Regions from separate parts of the Homo sapiens genome. Here region 2 is linked to region 1. The links are chromatin contacts, found by POLR2A ChIA-PET in ENCODE. All regions are on one chromosome and are shown on one strand. Each heading gives the region's core, a stretch centred on a gene start or an enhancer-like site at or near the end of the contact. The rest is flanking DNA. Distances are from core to core; before and after follow the strand shown. Region 1 overlaps SIPA1L3 (signal induced proliferation associated 1 like 3). Region 2 overlaps SIPA1L3 (signal induced proliferation associated 1 like 3).

The links. ChIA-PET counts read pairs that join two places held with the same protein, here RNA polymerase II (POLR2A).
Region 2: POLR2A ChIA-PET joins it to region 1 with 10 read pairs in BJ. The contact joins two enhancer-like sites. POLR2A ChIA-PET finds 5 or more read pairs at or near these places in 4 of 52 experiments (BJ, OCI-LY7, WTC11 and 1 more).

What each region holds. Positions count from the first base shown.
Region 1 is chr19:38,001,624-38,004,930 of GRCh38, forward strand. All of the region lies in intron 1 of SIPA1L3 (signal induced proliferation associated 1 like 3), which reads left to right. Among named protein-coding and RNA genes, the nearest start is that of SIPA1L3, 96 kb to the left of the region's middle. RefSeq lists enhancers at 1,858-2,389, 2,796-2,915. Within about 2 kb of position 1,833, at least 36 of the 41 ENCODE cell types and tissues checked have a DNase peak (open chromatin) inside an H3K27ac peak, as active enhancers do.
Region 2 is chr19:38,182,245-38,185,551 of GRCh38, forward strand. SIPA1L3 (signal induced proliferation associated 1 like 3) reads left to right here. Exons shown (of 22, transcript NM_015073.3): 16 at 275-496. Among named protein-coding and RNA genes, the nearest start is that of SNORD152, 21 kb to the left of the region's middle. Within about 2 kb of position 1,466, at least 7 of the 41 ENCODE cell types and tissues checked have a DNase peak (open chromatin) inside an H3K27ac peak, as active enhancers do.

The sequences.
Region 1 (3,307 bases), core at 583-3,082:
GCTATGTTGCCCAGGCTGGTCTCAAATTCCTGGGCTCAAAGCAATCCTGCCGCCTTGGCCTCCCCAAGTGCTGGGATCACAGGCATGAGCCACCGTGCCTGGCCCTGCAGTTTTTTAGTACTTTTTTATTATGATAAAATATGATAAAATGTACATAACACAAAATTAACCATTTAAAACTTTTATTGTGGCACAATATACATAACAAATTTTTTTTATATTTTATAATTAGCTTTAGCTTGATTGTGGTGATTTTGTCACAATGTATATGTATATACAAGTTGTCCACCTTAAGTATGAACAGTTTTTATTTGTCAGTTATACCTTTAAGGAAACTGTAAAAAAGAAAATATGCACAACTCATTTAGTAACCTAGAAGTCAAGTGTTTAATTTTCTGAAATTTTATTATGCCCAGTTACATTACTGATAGATATAGTTACCAAAAAAATGTACCTTACGTGTGCAGTTCAGTGGCATTCAGTACATGCACATGGTTGTGCATCCATCATCATCCATCCACAGAACATTTTTCATCTTGTAAACTGAAACTCTGTCTCTGAAAAACAATATTCTCCATCCCCAAGACCCCAGTCCCTGGAAGCCACCTTTCTATTTTCTGTCTCTATGAGATTGACGAATGTAAGTGTCTCCTATGAGTGGAATCATCCGGTATTTGTCCTTTTGTGGCTGGCATATTTTATTTAGTATCATGTCTTTAAGGTTCATTCATGTTGTATATATCAGAATTTCCTTCCTTTATGAGGCTAAATAATATTCCAATTCATATTTAAGGCTAAATAATAATGATATGTATATATCACATTTTGTGGCCAGGTGCGGTGGCTCACACCTGTAATCCCAGCACTTTGGGAGTCTGAGGCGGGCGGATCACAAGGTCAACAGATTGAGACCATCCTGGCCAACATGGTGAAACCCTGTCGGTACTAAAAATACAAAAATTAGCTGGGAGTGGTGGCGTGCGCCTGTAATCCCAGGAGGCAGGAGAATCGCTTGAACCTGGGAGGCGGAGGTTGCAGTGAGCTGAGATCACGCCACTGCACTCCAGCCTGGTGACAGAGCGAGACTCCATCTCAAAAAAAAAAAAAAAAAAAAAAAAAAATTTATATGTATATATATATATCTCACATTTTGCTTATCTATTTATCTGTTGATGGACACTTGGGATGCTTCTACCTTTTGGCTATAGTGAATAATGCTGCTGTTAACACTGGTGTGCTGGCAGGGCACAGTGGCTCATGCCTGTAATCCCAGCACTTTGGGAGCCAAGACAGGTGGATCACTTGAAGCCAGGAGTTCGAGACCAGCCTGGCCAATGTGGTGAAACCCGATCTCTACTAAAAATACAAAAAAATTAGCCAGGCGTGGTGGCATGCTGCTGTAGTCTCAGCTACTCGGGAAGCTGAGGCATGAGAATGGCTTGAACCCAGGAGGTGGAGGTTGCAGTGAGCCGAGTTCACACACTCCAGCCTGGGCAACAGAGTGAGATTCCATCTCAAAAGATAAAATAAAAATAAGACTGAAAACAGGAGAGTTTATTCAGTAAACATCAACTGAAGACCCTACTCTGGGCCAGGCACCAATGAGCAAGGCAGGCACAGCTCCTCCCTGGTGGAGCCCACAGCCAGGGAGAAAACACAAGAACCGCAGAGCCATATGGATAAGTACTGTGTTCTGCGTGCTCTGAAGAAGAATGGGATTTTTCAAGCTGTAGTACAGGGAGATTCACAGAGGCTCCCCAAGGAAGTATAGTTTAAGTGTCATTTTCTGGGTGCAAATGGAAAACGTGAATTTGGTGTATGTCTCTAGATAAGCCCCACTTCTGAATGATTCCGGCTGTGGGCAGGGATCCCCAGATGGGCGTTGCTATGGAAGCAGCTTGCACCTCTCACTTCCTGACTTGAGTTTATTTCCGAGTTTCCCGTGCCACCGCCAGTTCCCAGCTGTAAATACAGACGTGGCAGGGTCCCTTTTTCCTGCTGCCTCGTAGCTGCCCAGAGAACGGATGTGGCTGGAATCCAGCCCAGGAGCCTCCTCCCGAGAGAGCTCGTTGTGGAACCTGCCATGTGGCGGTTTCTCTTCCATCCCGCCTCTTTCCTTTGTCCTCTCTCGGGACTGTGCCAGCGTGCCCCAGCCTGTGTTTTGAAACTTTAGACCCCAGCTTGTATTTGGTAGAGAAATGAGCTCATGAGGGCTTCCTCCGCCACCCAGCAACCGGGAAGTTGAGTCAAATCTCTTTCATTTCAGATCCATCCCCCACCCCCACCCCCAGGCCAGATTTGCCACCCTTCTGACAGAAACTGGGTTAGCTGTTCTCTGGGACTGTTTGTGAGGAGGGGACTTGTTGACCTGAACAAAGGAACTACAAACAAGACAGGGGAGGGATGTGGCTGATTGCTCACTGGGATTGGGACTTTTCAGCTACCCTTCAGTGCTTTCGAATAGTAATTGCTAACGTGTTGAGAATTTACAGTGTGCTAGACAGTCTTTAAATCACTTTTAATCCATTTAACAGCTCAATCAAGTGTATATAATTATCCCCATTCTAGAGCTGGGGAGGCGGTGGGCAAGTTCGGCAAGTTGAGTCATTGGCCAAATTCCTGTACTGCAGCAATTTAGGCAAAAAGTGGGCATTTAACCAGAGGCTCCTGGGGCGGCCCAGAGACCTGAAGAAAGCCTCAGGACCAGTCAGTTACTTGGTTGCAAGTAACAAAAACACCAACTCAAATAGACATAAATTTTAGGGGAAAGGATTGGCTCATTCAACTGGAAAGCCCAGAGGTGGGGCAGATGTCTGGGCTGGCTGGTCCAGGAGCCTGGGGCTATTGCCAGTGACCCATTTTCCTTCTGTCTCTTTATTGTTCCCTCTGATGTCAGTGTCATCCTCAAACGTGGCTCCCCTGAAAGTTGCACACCAGCTGCCAGGACCCGCTCAGGCTTGTGTCCTTATCCCTGTCCTGAAAGAAAAAGAAGGTATCTGTCCCGAACTATCATGCAAAACCTCAGAGCTCCTGTCTGATTGGACTAGCACTGGTCATGTGATCTTCCCCGAACCAATCACTAATAAGAGGGGTGAGCTCACACTAGCAGGCTGGTTGCAAAACCTGCCATAGAGGAAGGGCGGGCTGGGTGCTGGGATTGGAACCAGGACACACATGCCACTGTATCTGCATTCTCTTCCTCACTTGTTCACTCCCCACCTCTAGATCTGCGTTATTCATTCTCTTATATTCAGTCTGTCTTTCTGCTTTGTATTCTACTGGACAGGAAGCCTGGCCATCACAGACT
Region 2 (3,307 bases), core at 216-2,715, 180 kb after region 1:
ACCAAGGAGACGGGAGTGAATTTTTCAGATTCCTATAGAGGAACCAAATGTGCTAGAAGGCCATCCTTGGGTGGGATTAGGCGCTGTGCAGGCAGTCTTCCCTTTTCTACAGATAGGCGTCTATACTGTTGGAATTTTCCACAGCGGTAATATATTTGTGTCTGTCTTGTGCAAATGAACTTTTTTGATTCCCAAGAGTAAACTTCAATAGCTCTGTCTTGCCAAATGTGGAATGGATTTGGTTTTTTTTATCTCTTTCATTTTTGCTTTGCAGTGACATGGGCTCGAGGGTTGGCTACCCCGCTCAGGTTTACAAAACTGCCAGTGCAGAGACTCCTCGGCCCTCCCAGCTGGCCCAGCCCAGCCCCTTTCAGCTCTCCGCCTCCGTCCCCAAGTCCTTCTTCTCCAAGCAGCCTGTACGCAATAAGCACCCAACAGGGTGGAAGAGAACGGAGGAGCCCCCACCACGGCCACTCCCCTTCAGTGACCCAAAGAAGTAAGTGCCTGGACGTCCAGCGAGGCGCCCGCCAGATCCACACCAGGGCGTCTCCGGGGCGGAAAGAGGGTGATGCCACATGCTGTCATTGCACAGACGACTGTGGGCCAGTGTACCAGTGTACACACTGGGGCTGCAGCTGCAAGCAGGACAGGCGAGAACCCCTCTTGGGGAGCTGGCATTCCATTTGGGGTGACCAACAATAAGTAGAATAAGAGAAGCACGCAATAGGTCAATGGTGGTTATCCTTGTGCCATATCCGGGTGTGGAACATTCCAGGGAGAAGGCATAGCAGCTGCAGAGGTCCTGAGGCAGTGAGTGACACGGTTGCCTGTGGGCAGGCCGGGGTGGCTGGAACAGTTTGGGCCAGGGGAGGGTGTGGGAACATGAGGTCAGGGAGGGATGGGGACAGACCATGGAGGGTCTTGAGGGCCACGTGGAAGGGACTTGGCATCTTCCCTGACTGAGATGGAGCCACGGGAGGGCATGGAGCAGAGAGGGGGCAGGATCTAAATTGGGCATTCCAGGGTCGCTGTGGCTGCGTGTGGGGAACAGCCTGCGAGGAGCAGGGAGGAGCTGCTGTCATGGTCCAGGCGCAGACGAAGGGGCGGGAGCAGGGTGGGGGCGGAGAGGGTGAGAAGGGGGCGGTTCCGGATAGATTATCTGAAATGGAGCAGACCGGGCTTGCTGGCAGGGTGGATGTGGTGTGAGAGAAAGAGAGGGGTTGAGGATGGTGCGTCGTCTTGAAGCCCGGAGGACAGACTTGCCTTGAGTGGGGAGCAGGCTTGGGGAAGGCACAGTAGCTCAATCCTGGATGCTTCGGTGCGAGATTCGCAGGAGACATCCAGACGGAGGCGTGAGGGGGGCCCTTGAGTAAGGAATCCCGAATTCAGTGGAGAGGTCAGGCTGGAGGGAGAACTTTGGGTGTTATCAGCCTAGAGCTGCGAGGCTGGAAGAGCCCCTAAGGCAGGGTGTGGAGAGAGGAGAAATGTGGGACTGAGACTGAAACCCCTTGATGTTGAGCCAAAGTGAGAAGCCGGGGAAGGCGGGGAGGTGCGGAGGCGGAGAGGTGCGGAGGCGGGGCCAGGGCCAGGAGAGGCGGAGCTCGGGCGAGGAGGCTGGGCCCAGGCCAGGGTGATGAGACTGAGAACCGACTATATAGGGTTAATCCTCCCAGAGGTCGCCGGAGGGTTCAGGAGAAAAGGGTGAGGCAGAATTGAGGAGCTGCGTGAGCAGTTCATTTGGGGCATTTTGCTTTAAAGTGAAAGAGGAGAGGGGTGTGCAGTTGAGAAAGGGTTTTGTTTTTCAGTCGGAGGATACAGGAGCTAACATTGCCTGAGCACTCACCACATCGAGGTTCAGTTCTAAGTGGTTTGATGCGAATGAATTTACTGGATCCCACAACAGCTCCATGGGGGTGGACCTGTCCTCCCCCCACCCCACCCCTTTTTTTTTGAGACGGAGTTTCATTCTTGTTGCCCAGGCTGGAGTACAATGACGTGATCTCGGCTCACTGCCACCTCCGCCTCCCGGGTTCAAGCGATTCTCCTGCCTCAGCCTCCCGAGAAGCTGGGATTACAGGCATGCGCCACCAAGCCCGGCTAATTTCGTATTTTTAGTAGAGACGGGGTTTCACCATGTTAGTCAGGCTGGTCTTGAACTCCTGGTATCAAGTGATCTGCCCGCCTGAGCCTCCCAAAGTGCTGGGATTACAGGCGTGAGCCACTGCGCCCGGCCCCTGTCCTCCCCCTTTTACAGATGAGGCAGCTGAGGCCCAGAGTCACAGGGCTGGTGAGGAACACAGCCTGGATCAGAGCCCAGGAAGCCTGGGTCAAGGCTCACGTCTCTTGAGTGAGGGGCTCTGCCCTCCTCCATCCTGTTCTTTGTAGTGTCATCTTTCATGACCTACATGGAGACATTCAAATCCGGGGATGACACAGAGCTTGGAGGGAGAGACGTGTCAGGAGACAGAAACAGTGTCCCTGGAGATATCAGCAGGCAAGTGTGCTGAGCTCACACTGAGAGCCAGAGGGGATTCTGAAAACTAGACTGATGATTAAAACTGCTTAAAAACTCAGCAGCCTCCCCATGCTCCCGGGATTAATGATGCAGGCTCACATTGACTACACACGTTTATACCAGGCGCCATGTTCTTTGCCGAAACTCCCGCTCAGAGCCTGGATGATCTGCCCCTCACCTCTGCCCTCGTTCCCATCCACTCTCCCCTCCTTGCTCTGTTCCAGCCACACTGGCCTCTTGCTGTTCCTCACACTCTCCACGTCCAGGCACACCCCAGGGCCTTTGCACTGGCTCTCACTGCTGCCTCCAGTGAGCTCCCTCCAGATCTTCTTGGGTGCAGCTCATGAGGACTCGCTCTAATGCCACCCCCTCAAACAGGTCCTCCTGGCCTTCAGTAGCCCAGGCTGTCATTCTGTGTCACTGTACTCTGTTCCACATCCCGTGTCCCCCATGGGAAACAGGTGCCACCGTCTTAGTCACAAGGCACTTGTAACGTGCCTGGCACACAGGGCATGCTCCATCCTGAACATAAGACGTGTGGATCTTGTTTGATTCTCACGTGACCCCAATAAGTAGATACTATAAGGCCCCCACTTTTCAGTGTGGCCCAAGTTGGGCCCTGCTGAACCCTGTTACCCTCCTCAACAATCACCCGTACACACTGCTTCCTCTGCCTGGAACCCACCCCCCAACCCGCACCCCCACTCTAGGCCCACTCCTGCCCACCCATGTTAATTTGCTGGGGCAGCCGCAACAAACTACCACACACTGAGTGGCTTAAACTGCAGAAAT